Linked DNA regions of Mus musculus: region 2 is linked to region 1. A link is a loop called in an ENCODE intact Hi-C map of the cell type or tissue named here. Cell type or tissue: gastrocnemius. All regions are shown on one strand. Each heading gives the region's core, and the rest is flanking DNA. Links, peaks and the distances in the headings are about the cores only.

Region 1 (5,387 bases), core at 288-5,287:
TCTCCTCTTTTTCAGAGTCACCTCTGAGCATGAGTTCCTATCTGCTATATCAGAGGACATTCTTGGAGTCCCTCTCTATGACACACATATGTTCTATAAGTCAGATCTCCAGAGCCCAAGCCATGCCCATGCCCAGTGGCTTCTTGTCTAGTTTAGACACCCTAGACAGATGTGGGATAAGTGTCAGTACTGGCCTCCATAAAAAATAGTTAAGAAAGCAGGTTGTTGTTGTTGTTGAAACTTAGACAAGACTTACAACGTCTACCCAGTGCCTCTGGCTTGTCTGGTATTTTTGTCTCCCTGTGACAAAAATACATCATGCAGAAGCATGGACATAGCAAAACTGCTGAGCACTATTTCCAAGGTTGGTTCTGTCCCTGGATCACAAAACATCCAGGCTTCACCCATACAAAAGCTTTGAAGCAGTCAGAAAACAATTCTCTTACCACCTCCCACATAAAAGAGAACACTCTATACAGAAATAAATGTACAGTATTCCCTTATCTGCAAATATTTTGGCAGGCATTTACCAAGCTGCTGTCTTTGACTCCAGTGTGTGTTTATATATATTGCATTTAAAAATAAAAATAAAAATAAAGAAAATAGAAGTGTCTTGTCAAATGAGTTGAGTGTTATTTCCTTGTCACTAAATCATATCTGTGTTAGTACATGAAAGGCACCATGATTTGTAAATAAAAAAAAAACTGTTTTACTTTGAAGTGACATTTTCCAAACTTATCAATGTTTTCTGTCTGTGAAAGTCACATGAATTAGTATCCTGTAAGTTCTTATGTTGCAATAGATGGAATCTGGGTAACAGTTGGCTCCAGTGTTCTGCTACTGATCCCACCGGTAAAGTCCATGCTCTGTATCCAATATGATCTGCACTGCTTGCTTTATGTACCCAAAGTTCTATGAAAATGTTTGGCTTGTTCCCTTTCCCCGATCTTATTCCAGACAGGTGGCACATCCAGACAAAGGCCCAGAAAAGCCAGCATCCTGTCATTCTAGAACATCATTGACTCTACAAGAGAACAGCCCTTATGGTGTCGTATTTTTAAAGATACTTCTTATTTATTTTATAACAGAAAGACTTAGTCTCATGAGCATTAGTTGAGTCTTTAACAGCTTCCAGTTGTCATATTCATAAAGATTTAATGGCATGTGAGAGCTCACATTGGCCTCAAACTTCATGAATGTAACTGGGTAGCAATCTATAGGCTGCAACAGTTCCAGAAATTTCTTCCACACGTGAAATATGGTGAGGCCTTTCCAGAGTCACAAAACTGCATACGCCACTCACATTCCTCTGAATCTCCGTGGTGACTTTAGTGCAGTCCTTTTTCTTTATCAGTTAAACCTCCACTGATTGTCTTTCTGACATCACAAGTCTGTTTTCTGGTATGTGGATCATGCCCTGGCTATTTCCTGTTTCTTATCATCTCACACATACCCCAGAGCAGTGAGACTATCCAGTCAACCTGGACAGGGGTTTGTCTTACCTTGAAGGTAGCTTCCAAGATGACTGATACAGAGGTCAAAGAATCTCTGTCCAATAGTTGGGAACCTACAAACAAGTCACAGCAGTCTTTCCTTCGAGTCCTCATGGAGCTTGTTAGGTCCATGGTGTGGATCCAAGGGAGGAGGGCATGAATTGCTCAGTGGACAACTGCAGTGCCCTCTCTTGGATCCTGGACTCACTCTATGGGCACCTCTTGGCTTACTTTAGCACTGACCTAAAGGACAGTATGAATTCAGTACTTGAAGTCCAAACCCAGAAAATAATAGAATTGTCTTTGCTATCTGCATAAGTGAGTTCTTCATTGTCTGAGAAGATCAGAAACCATTAAAATGGAGAAGACTAACCCCATGCAACTTCTTTCTTCTGGAATGGATATGGTTGAGGGGAAAGACTTTATTGCTTTGGGGAGTAAAGACTACTCTCAGTGCACAATAGGAGACAGAACAGGCCCTGAAGCTGAGAGGTGTGGGTAACCAATACCAGAGCTTGGCTCTGCCACTCAGACAGTGCAATGGATATTTGCCGAATGATTGGGAGATTGTCCCATCCCAGGAGCAGACTCAAAGTGAAGGAAGAAGTCCTATGTGATGAAACCTCAGGAATGTCCTCAGTCGAGGACAAGAACTCAAGCATGCTTCTACATGCCACTCTTCCACTCCCGAGAAGGACCCTGCCATTGCCATCTTTGAATTATGTATGACTGTTTGCTTGCTTATTGGTTTGTTTGTTTGTTTGTTTTGTTGATTGGCTGGTTTGTTGGCTGGCTGACTGGTTGGTTGGTTGGTTTTTCAAGACAGGGTTTCTCTGTTTTTTCTTTGGCCATCCTTGAACTCACTCTGTAGACCAAGCTGGCCTTGAATTCAGAGATTGCCTTCCTCTGCCTCTAGAGTGCTGGAATTAAAGGCACATGCTACCACCACCATCTGCCTCTGAATGACTTTTTAATAAGAGCAAAGCATCACGAGCTTTTGTGTAGCCACTTATGCTTCAGTGTGCCTTAGCAGTCATGTGTCTCCAGGGCTAGCCTAATGAGGTCATTAGGTAACTATGGGTGAAATCTTATGTACTGTCAGGATAGGTGAGAGCTGGGGAGGGGCTAGGTTTCTCTGTGTGTCCTAAATGTCTGTATTTCATATTGAAAAGTAGAGGTATAAGTTGTATGAGTTGAATAATTCTTTAAAAGTTTCCTTTTGGGGGAATTGAACATATATTTGTAGAGTCTTGTCTTACTTCCCCATTCTTGTTGGATGACCCAGCAGAAGACAGTCTAACTCCTTCTCAGGACCCCGAGTGTGGTGGGGCTCCAGCAGAGTTCTGCAGCCAACTCAATCTTTTCCTTCTTTGTGCGTGAACAGCAGCTTGAAGGGTGCAAAGCTGGCTTTGACTTTCCAAAGGGATTGTCCTAACAATTCCAGGAACTTAAAGTCAGAAAAGGTTACAACGGGTGGAGTGAGATCATTGGCCTTGCTCCAGAAGTGTAGCTAAAGATAAGGCACCTTAGGGCGGTGGCTAAGCTCCCCAGCTTCCAATGCCCAAATAGTTCCCCTGGAGACTGCAGATCTTAGAGACAGCAGCATCAACAATAGAGGATCACTCCCTCCCCATAACAGGGGTAATCTGAATACTTTCCCTGCCAAAAAGCATTGCTCTTCAAAGAGAGGGTGAGGGCCATGTGATGCTTTCCCATCTCTGTACCTTTGTGGTTACAAGCCGGGTGTCTGTGTCTCTTTCCTGCATTGCAATTTCAGCAAACATCTATTTATTTATATTTTAATGTCTGTTTATCAGTTCGGTTTATTCAGGATGAGACGAGAAGGAGATTGGCTGAGCTCTACAGAACATCAATTCTGATTACTGGTTTGTTTTATGTGCCTGAATCACTGATAAGCTACATGATCACTTTCAATGTCCATAGCAAGCATAATCTGAGAGTTTTAGCATCTTCATTGGGCAAAGCATGACTGGGCCAGGTTTTTGCTGCCATGCTTATCCAGTGAGCACCGGGTATCATGTGGGCACTGAAAAAAGCTGGCCTATATAGACTCATGTTCTTTCTCCAGGGCTAAACTGAGGGTGCCTAGGGCTCTTTAGCTATGCAGGTTTCTAACATCTTACTGCCTTAGCTAGATGACAAGCGACACCTACCAGGGCAAAGATCTTACAGAATCCAGCAACAAAGAACAATATGACGAGGAAATTAAGTAAACAACTCCATTTACAAGAGCATAAGAAAGATAAAACACATAGGAATAAACTTAGCCAGTGAGGCAAAAGACTTGTGCACTGAAAATACACATCACTGATGGACAAGATAAAGGAAGTAATGAGTGAGTGGAGAGCCCTTCCAAGACCATGTATATAAGGCAAGATGTACCACTGTTATTATGGCCAAGGTGATCTGGCGATTTAATGTGATTCCTATGGAAATCACAACTGGAGTGGTTTTGCTTTTGTTTTAGAAGCATAAAATTCCATCCTAGAATTCAAGATATTTTCTTAATTTTAAAATTTTATTTGTATGCTTTCTATGTTTCTATATTTGTCATGTTCACTCATATTACTCTCTTTTCTTCCCTTTCCATTCTTTCCTACTTTTATGTTGTTTTATTTTTAATTCATTGACTTTAATTAGGGTTTCTTGCGTGAACGTGGTTGAGGAGTTATTTAATAAAGCATGGGCAACTTACCAGTGGTTATACTACTAAAGAAAAATGACTTCCAACCTCTAGCAACAATAACTGCCAGTAGTCCAAGGCCAGGGGTGGGGACATGTGAGCCCCTCCCTTACCTCTGTAGGAATGTGGACTGGCTTGATTTTATGCAGCTGTGAGTTTCTGAGTGTGAGGTCATGTCATGTCCAGAAGATAGCACGTTACAGCACTCCTTCCTTCCTTCCTACCCTCCAACTTTTACATACTTTCTACCCACACTTCTGCAATGCTCCTTAGCCTTGGAAACAACACTAAAAATGTTCCTTTAGGCTGTGTGCTTTATGATCACTTATTTTCAGCACCTTGGCCAATTATAAGTCTTGTATTCACTACTGCTCAGGGCTAAAAGAAGCTTTTCTGACTAAAAGTGGAACCAATCTATGAGTATAAATATTTAGAAGACAGTTTGAGGACATATCCATCAGTGAAACACAATGGTAGGTTTCCTATCCCTCTTAGAGTCCACAGCCTCCTCAATCACAAGCTTTTGACCAGGTTTTCAGTATTAGATCTGAATTCCTTCCTGTGAAGTCAGCCTCAAATCCAATTAGAAAGCCACAATAGCTATGACACTATTGTACTAGGGAGCACATCTTGCCTGGCAGGTGGGTACTTTACTAGGCAGGATCCACCCCTGCATTACAACACCACTGATGACTTCATCCAACCCCCAGTAGCACTTTCTGGCACTGAGAAGCTAGCTAACTTCAGGCTCAGTTCTAGCATTGTTTTAATCTGTCCTGCAACCAAAGTATATTGTGTTTTCAGCAATGGGTCTTATCTCTAGTTCTGGTGGGCAGTCAAAAGAAATGGTAAAAGCCAAGAGGAATGTAATAAATGTGTAAAGGGTCTAGGTTGTTGCATAATTAGTGCCTTTCATCAGCGTGAGCTTGGCCCCCTCTACGCAAGATTTTCTGTAAGTATGTCTATGCGTTTGTTGTTTCTTTATTCCCTCACCCCACTAGAGTTCCCAGACACAAGCCATTCTGGAAGCTGTAGACAGTCTCTTCAATAAATGATGCTATAGAAATTGGGTCTCTACAGAAAAGAGTAATGACAGCCCTTACCTTACACCATATACAAAATTACCTTAGAATGTACCAAAACCTCAAACACAAGACTTGATGTTTTAAAACTCTGAGAAGAAAAAAGAT
Region 2 (5,387 bases), core at 312-5,311, 78 kb before region 1:
ACATCTATATTGTAATTAAAGAAAATGTGTTTCTAGATTTTTGCCACTTTCATTGTGTTTCCCTTTAAAAGAACTTTCTGTGCACAGCATGGTGTTGGTACAGCCTGTGATGGGAGGAGTTTGCATTCATCTCAGGAACCTGTCGACAATGAGGGTCTTACATTGTAAGTGATCTGATGCACCAGGGTGTGCAGAACACATTGACAGTTGTGGTTATGGGGCTCAGTCTTCCTCAGATTCCTCTTTGGAGTATAAAGGTCTATTATGACATTTCATTTTCCAGGAATGGTGACATACATCCTAGCCAAAATCATGTAACTATGCCATATTACTCTAAGACCAATGGCAAAATCACATTTAAAATAACAAGCAAACAGTCTACATGCCTGACAACTGGGCAATTTAGAAATTTTCAAATTATTGAATCATTTTCTTAGAAATGTTATAAAACAATTACTCTGTAGATGCCCCTGGTGGAAAGTTCTAGAGTTCTTGTCATGTCCTGATGTTTACAGTTTTTGGTTAATATTTATTAGACCTGTATTATGTATCATTTCCCCTCATTCTTTCCATTTTCTGACAACTTGCTTTGTGTTAGGCATCATATCAAGTATAAATCAAAAATCATTTCCTTAAACTCTTATAACAAACAAGTGTCCACATTATTTTTATTATTCCCATTTTACAGAGGATGGAAACAAATGTAAGCAGATTAAATTGTCCAAAAGCACAGGGCATCTGTGAAACCAGGTTTCAGTTGTAAGTCATAAACACTGATATCCGGCCTGTAACCACATGTCTACCCTTGAAATGGCTTATGCAAAAGGAGACGTCAAAAGAAATATGAGCTTTTCTATTTTTATATACAGTGTGTGGGTCTGCCTCTGAGGTGTGTCAAGTCTTCATTAAGACAGTGTTGTGGATGGGGCATTGGATAAATTAAGATGCACAGGCACAGTATTCAAAATAGTCCCACAGCAGAAAGACCCATATGTATTAGTTTGTTTTCTTTTTCTGTAACAAAATGTTAAAGCAGGAAATGGTATAAAGTAAAGAGAGTCATTCAGCTCACAGGCTTTGGCAGATGGTGTCACATGACAAGAGTGCGTGAGAGGGTACACAGGGAAGTGGCTGAGCATGGCAAAAACCTTGCCATTAGCAACCCGACCTCATTTAAAGTACTACATTACTAAGCAAACTAACTCGCTCCCTGATATAGACCCTAATCTCTTGTAAGCCCTGTGTCTTAAAGAGTCCACTAATTGCTCAGTATAATAATGGGAACCAAGCTTCCAGAACACAAGTTATAGCACCAGATTCTAATCAACAGGACAGCGGATGCATAGTGGCTTATTGAGCTTAAAGAACTGAATGTGTGACTGAATCTCAAACATTACACTTAACACAGAGCCAGGTCATGACATCAACATGAGCATGTATTTCAACTCTACCTGGCTTTCTGGAATAGCGAATCTCCCTGAGCCCAGCCTTTTCTCTCAAAATAAGGATGAAGCCTACATCATGGGGTTGGGAGTGCCTTCTTCAGATCTTCATCCATATCTTCTTCCAGTTGGTACAGATTTTTTCAACTTTGAATTTTCTTGCCCTTTCTTCCACAGCTTCCCTTCCAACTTCAGGTCTGTAGAGTGCTGAAATCCTTTCTTCACAACTCCCTCAATATCAAGATAAGTTCAAATATGACTCTCAATTGATGGCCTACTGTTCACGGGGTGGGGGGGAGTGTCAAATGACAGAGTAAGCATCGTCCCTGGGTCCAGCCTTTTGCATACAGCAACACTGTAATTAAAGCACTTGCTTTTGTTTGGCTTGCAGTTTCTGTATCACCATACACTTTGGCGCATACCACAACATCACTCCACCACTCGGTGAACTCCTAACACCCAAGAGAAGCAAAAGTGAACAGTATAATACAGCTGCTGTGTGAGTGATAGGCTGAGTGAATTCAAAGACAAACTACCAACAACTTGGATGATATATTTGCAAAATACCTATCTGAGCACGGACTGTTGTTCAAAGGCCACAAAGATTTCCTAAAACCCAACTGTAAGAAAACAAACAACGTAAGTGAAAAAATGGCCCAGAAAATCTTAAGAGACACTGATAGCAGGGAAGTATGTAAGCAACATATCTCATTGGGAACTGCAAATTAAAGCAGTGGTGTACCTTATACACCTATTAGAATAACTAAAATCCAACACTTGATGACATCTATGCTGAGAACAGTGTGGAACAGAATCATGGCCCTTGGTAGTGGGAATGCAGAGTGACTTGGATTCTCTCGAAGGCTGGCCATTCCTTACAAAACTAGACACACCCTAATTCTATCATCCATTAATCCCACCTCCAGGCATTTATGCCAATGAATTGAAAACTTAGTTTCACATAGACATCTGTATGAGAATATTTTAGTAGCTTTATTTTTGAGGGTCAAAAGTCAGAAGTAGCCACAGTGTTCTTCAGTGAATGAGTAGATAATTGGCAATAGAATATTAGCCATTGATTAAAATCAATAAATGATCAAGTCACGGAAATGGCTTGAGAAGCCCTAAATGCACTCTGCCAAGTGGAAGAAGCTAGTTTGAAAATGCTACACAGTAGGCAAGACACATTCCAGGAAAAAAATTGTGCAATCAATAAACAAAGCCATAGTTCTCAAGAGAAACAGGATGAATGGACAGAGCACAAGGGGCGTTCCTGCCACTAAACCTGCCATGTCTGATACTGCTGTGGTAGAATGTATAATTAACCACTCTGTATGTGTCAAAACCCATAGAGTATACAAGTTCCGTGTTAACAAGGGCTTGTGGCACACTCATCTGTAAGAGTCTGAGGAAGGAGGTTTGAAAGTTTGGAGCCAGCACAAGCTGAACAGCAAGACAGTATTTTAGAAACAAAGCAATGAGGCTAGATAGATGGCTCAGCATTTCACAACATATACTGCTCTTCCAGAGGACCTTTGTTTTGTTCCTAGTACCCATGTCAGGCAGCACACAGCGGCCTCCAGCTCCAGCTCCAGGGATATGTGATGACTTTGTCCTCTACAGGTACCTGCATTTAAAAGCACATACCCACAGATAGATGTACACATGCATATAATTTTTAATTTTTTTTTAAAAAGCCAGGTGTGGTGGTGCACACCTTTAATCCCAACTCTTAGGAGGCAGAGGCTGGCGAATTTCTGAGTTCGAGGCTAGCGTGGTCTACAGAGTGAGTTCCAGGACAGCCAGGGCTACACAGAGAAACCCTGTCTCAAAAAAACAACAACAACAACAAAACAAACACAAAACTTTTAAAAACATTTATTTAGTGTGTGTGTGTGTGTGTGTGTGTGTGTGTGTGTGTGTGTATGAGCACACGCATGCCTGGGTATCTATATGTGTACCATGTGCATACAAAAGTCCTAGAGGTCAGAAGAGATCGTTTTATCCTCTGGAAATAGATTATAGGTAGATATATAAGTAGATATATGTAGGTTCGAGGAACCAAATTCAAATCTTGTGTAAGAGCAGTTAAGCAATAATTGCTCTTAACTGCTAAGCTCTTTCTCCAGCACCCCTCCCAAAGAAAATTCCAAGAAGAGTGCCTTAATGGGTGGACCTTTTGCATGAGACTGAGAAATATAGATGTTATCTGGCAATCATGAGACTGAAAGTCACACACTGGTGATGAAAGACCACAGAGACAAAGAAAGTACAACGAACAGCCACTGCAGAAGCCCTCATTTGGATACTCTGAATGTCTCATTTTAAGAAAAACACAAATGTTTTGACCATTAGACTTTATCATATAGAAGCAATTTCACTGTTAAATATAGTTTTTATACATAATCAGAATCAGATTAAAGTATCTACAAGATATTTTGGCCCTCTATATTTGTACATTATTCATTTACAATACATCTTTTAATATACATGTGTAAATGTAAACATAGAGGCAAATGTCCCACCAGAAGAATTTTTAGTAGAACAGCAGCTTAGCCTATTATGAAACTAATTTCCTTTAACAAACTCTTAGAAATATTTTTGGGTTGTTTTCTTGTTTGTGAAGCTGGTGCATGGGTTGGTTCCAACTCAATGTGACTCCAGATTTTGAAATAATGAGGCTCAAATGAGTCATCTTTTCCTTTGCTCAGAAAGAATAAATAACTCATGCTAAAGACCATTCAACATGCAATTAAAGTTAATAGACATCACTTAATTTCAGCCAGAAACCCTTTGAGCATCCAATCCAGTCCCAGCAAGCATTTAACAAGTCAAACTGGGCATCTGGTCTTTATGCAGTGGAAACAAAACAAACCCAAAATCCCTCTTAATGAAAAGCCATGACTTTATCCCAGATCCCAGTTCCACTATGAGCTTGGCACCTGTAGACTCTGCCAGAAGCTTTGCTATGGTTGTTTTTTCCTCATGAAGTTTAATAATAGGAAAGGTTGTCTCCGTAGTGAAGAAAAAAAAAAAAAAAAGACTTCCCTTAAAAAGCAGAGCCAGGTTGATTGGCTCTGTCTAAGAAGTAAATGCAAAAGGATGTGAAAGAAAGAGGCCAGTACTTTACATTTGCAAAGTTACCACAACATTGGAAGAACATGGCACTGGAGCAGCCTGGAGATCCTCCGGGATGAGTGTGAATGGCTGGGTATAGGTTAGTATAACTAAAGAGCTCCCTGATCGCTAGGCTCCTTTGTGTGGAAAGGCTTTCATGGCAGTGGTGTCACAGGAGTGGGTCTCCACAATCACTAACCCTGATTAGTGGGCTTGTACAAGGATCGACAGTAGAGAAGCACTAAGCCACTCAACACCACAAGAGATTCATTCACTCATTACTACCTCTGAAATAATAAAGCCTGAGGAAAACACATCTCATTCCTCTAGAAAAATTAATCAGGCTATAACTTGTAAACCTTTGTCTTCCTCATACATTGACAGGGAGCATTTTAAAATCAGTGTTATTATGCTGTAATTTGTATTCAATAAGATGTACCTATTTTCTGTTTAGGGTTTAATGAGTGCTGAAAATGCAAATGTCCATGCAGCCAACATCTGATCAAGATATGCCATCTCCATGGTTCTGAGAAGGTCCTTTAGTTCTTTGCAGTAAACCTCACTCCCCTCTCACGTAACTGCTTACCAACTTCTCTTATCAAAGATTAATTTTTGTTGTTCAAGAATTTAATGCAAGTTATTCCTAAGCATCTAGCTTTCCCTGTTCCTCTGAATCTTCCTTGATTGTTCATTAACTATGTGACACTTCCTAGTGAGGAGTGCTTCCCTCTATAGATAATCCTTGAGCATCTACAGTTTGCTGCTGATGGATGTCTGAATGGCTTTCAGGGACAGGCTCTACACATAAGCAACCTATGAAGATCTATA

What was found. A loop is a pair of places that touch in the nucleus more often than their neighbours do. Peaks named below come from ENCODE experiments on the same cell type or tissue, not always from the same donor. Only the 100,000 strongest peaks of a DNase experiment are listed, where the experiment ranks them.
Region 2: a loop joins it to region 1, with 2.7 times the contacts of the local background. A loop is called at or near these places in 2 of 42 quality-filtered maps.

The regions. Positions count from the first base shown.
Region 1 is chr2:148,502,841-148,508,227 of GRCm38, forward strand. No RefSeq gene overlaps it. Among named protein-coding and RNA genes, the nearest start is that of Gm46770, 57 kb to the right of the region's middle. In gastrocnemius, for the core only: no CTCF peak of the experiment used is centred there; a DNase peak (open chromatin) is centred at 2,977; H3K27ac peaks cover 4,118 bases.
Region 2 is chr2:148,425,088-148,430,474 of GRCm38, forward strand. No RefSeq gene overlaps it. Among named protein-coding and RNA genes, the nearest start is that of Cd93, 16 kb to the right of the region's middle. In gastrocnemius, for the core only: no CTCF peak of the experiment used is centred there; no DNase peak of the experiment used is centred there; H3K27ac peaks cover 4,549 bases.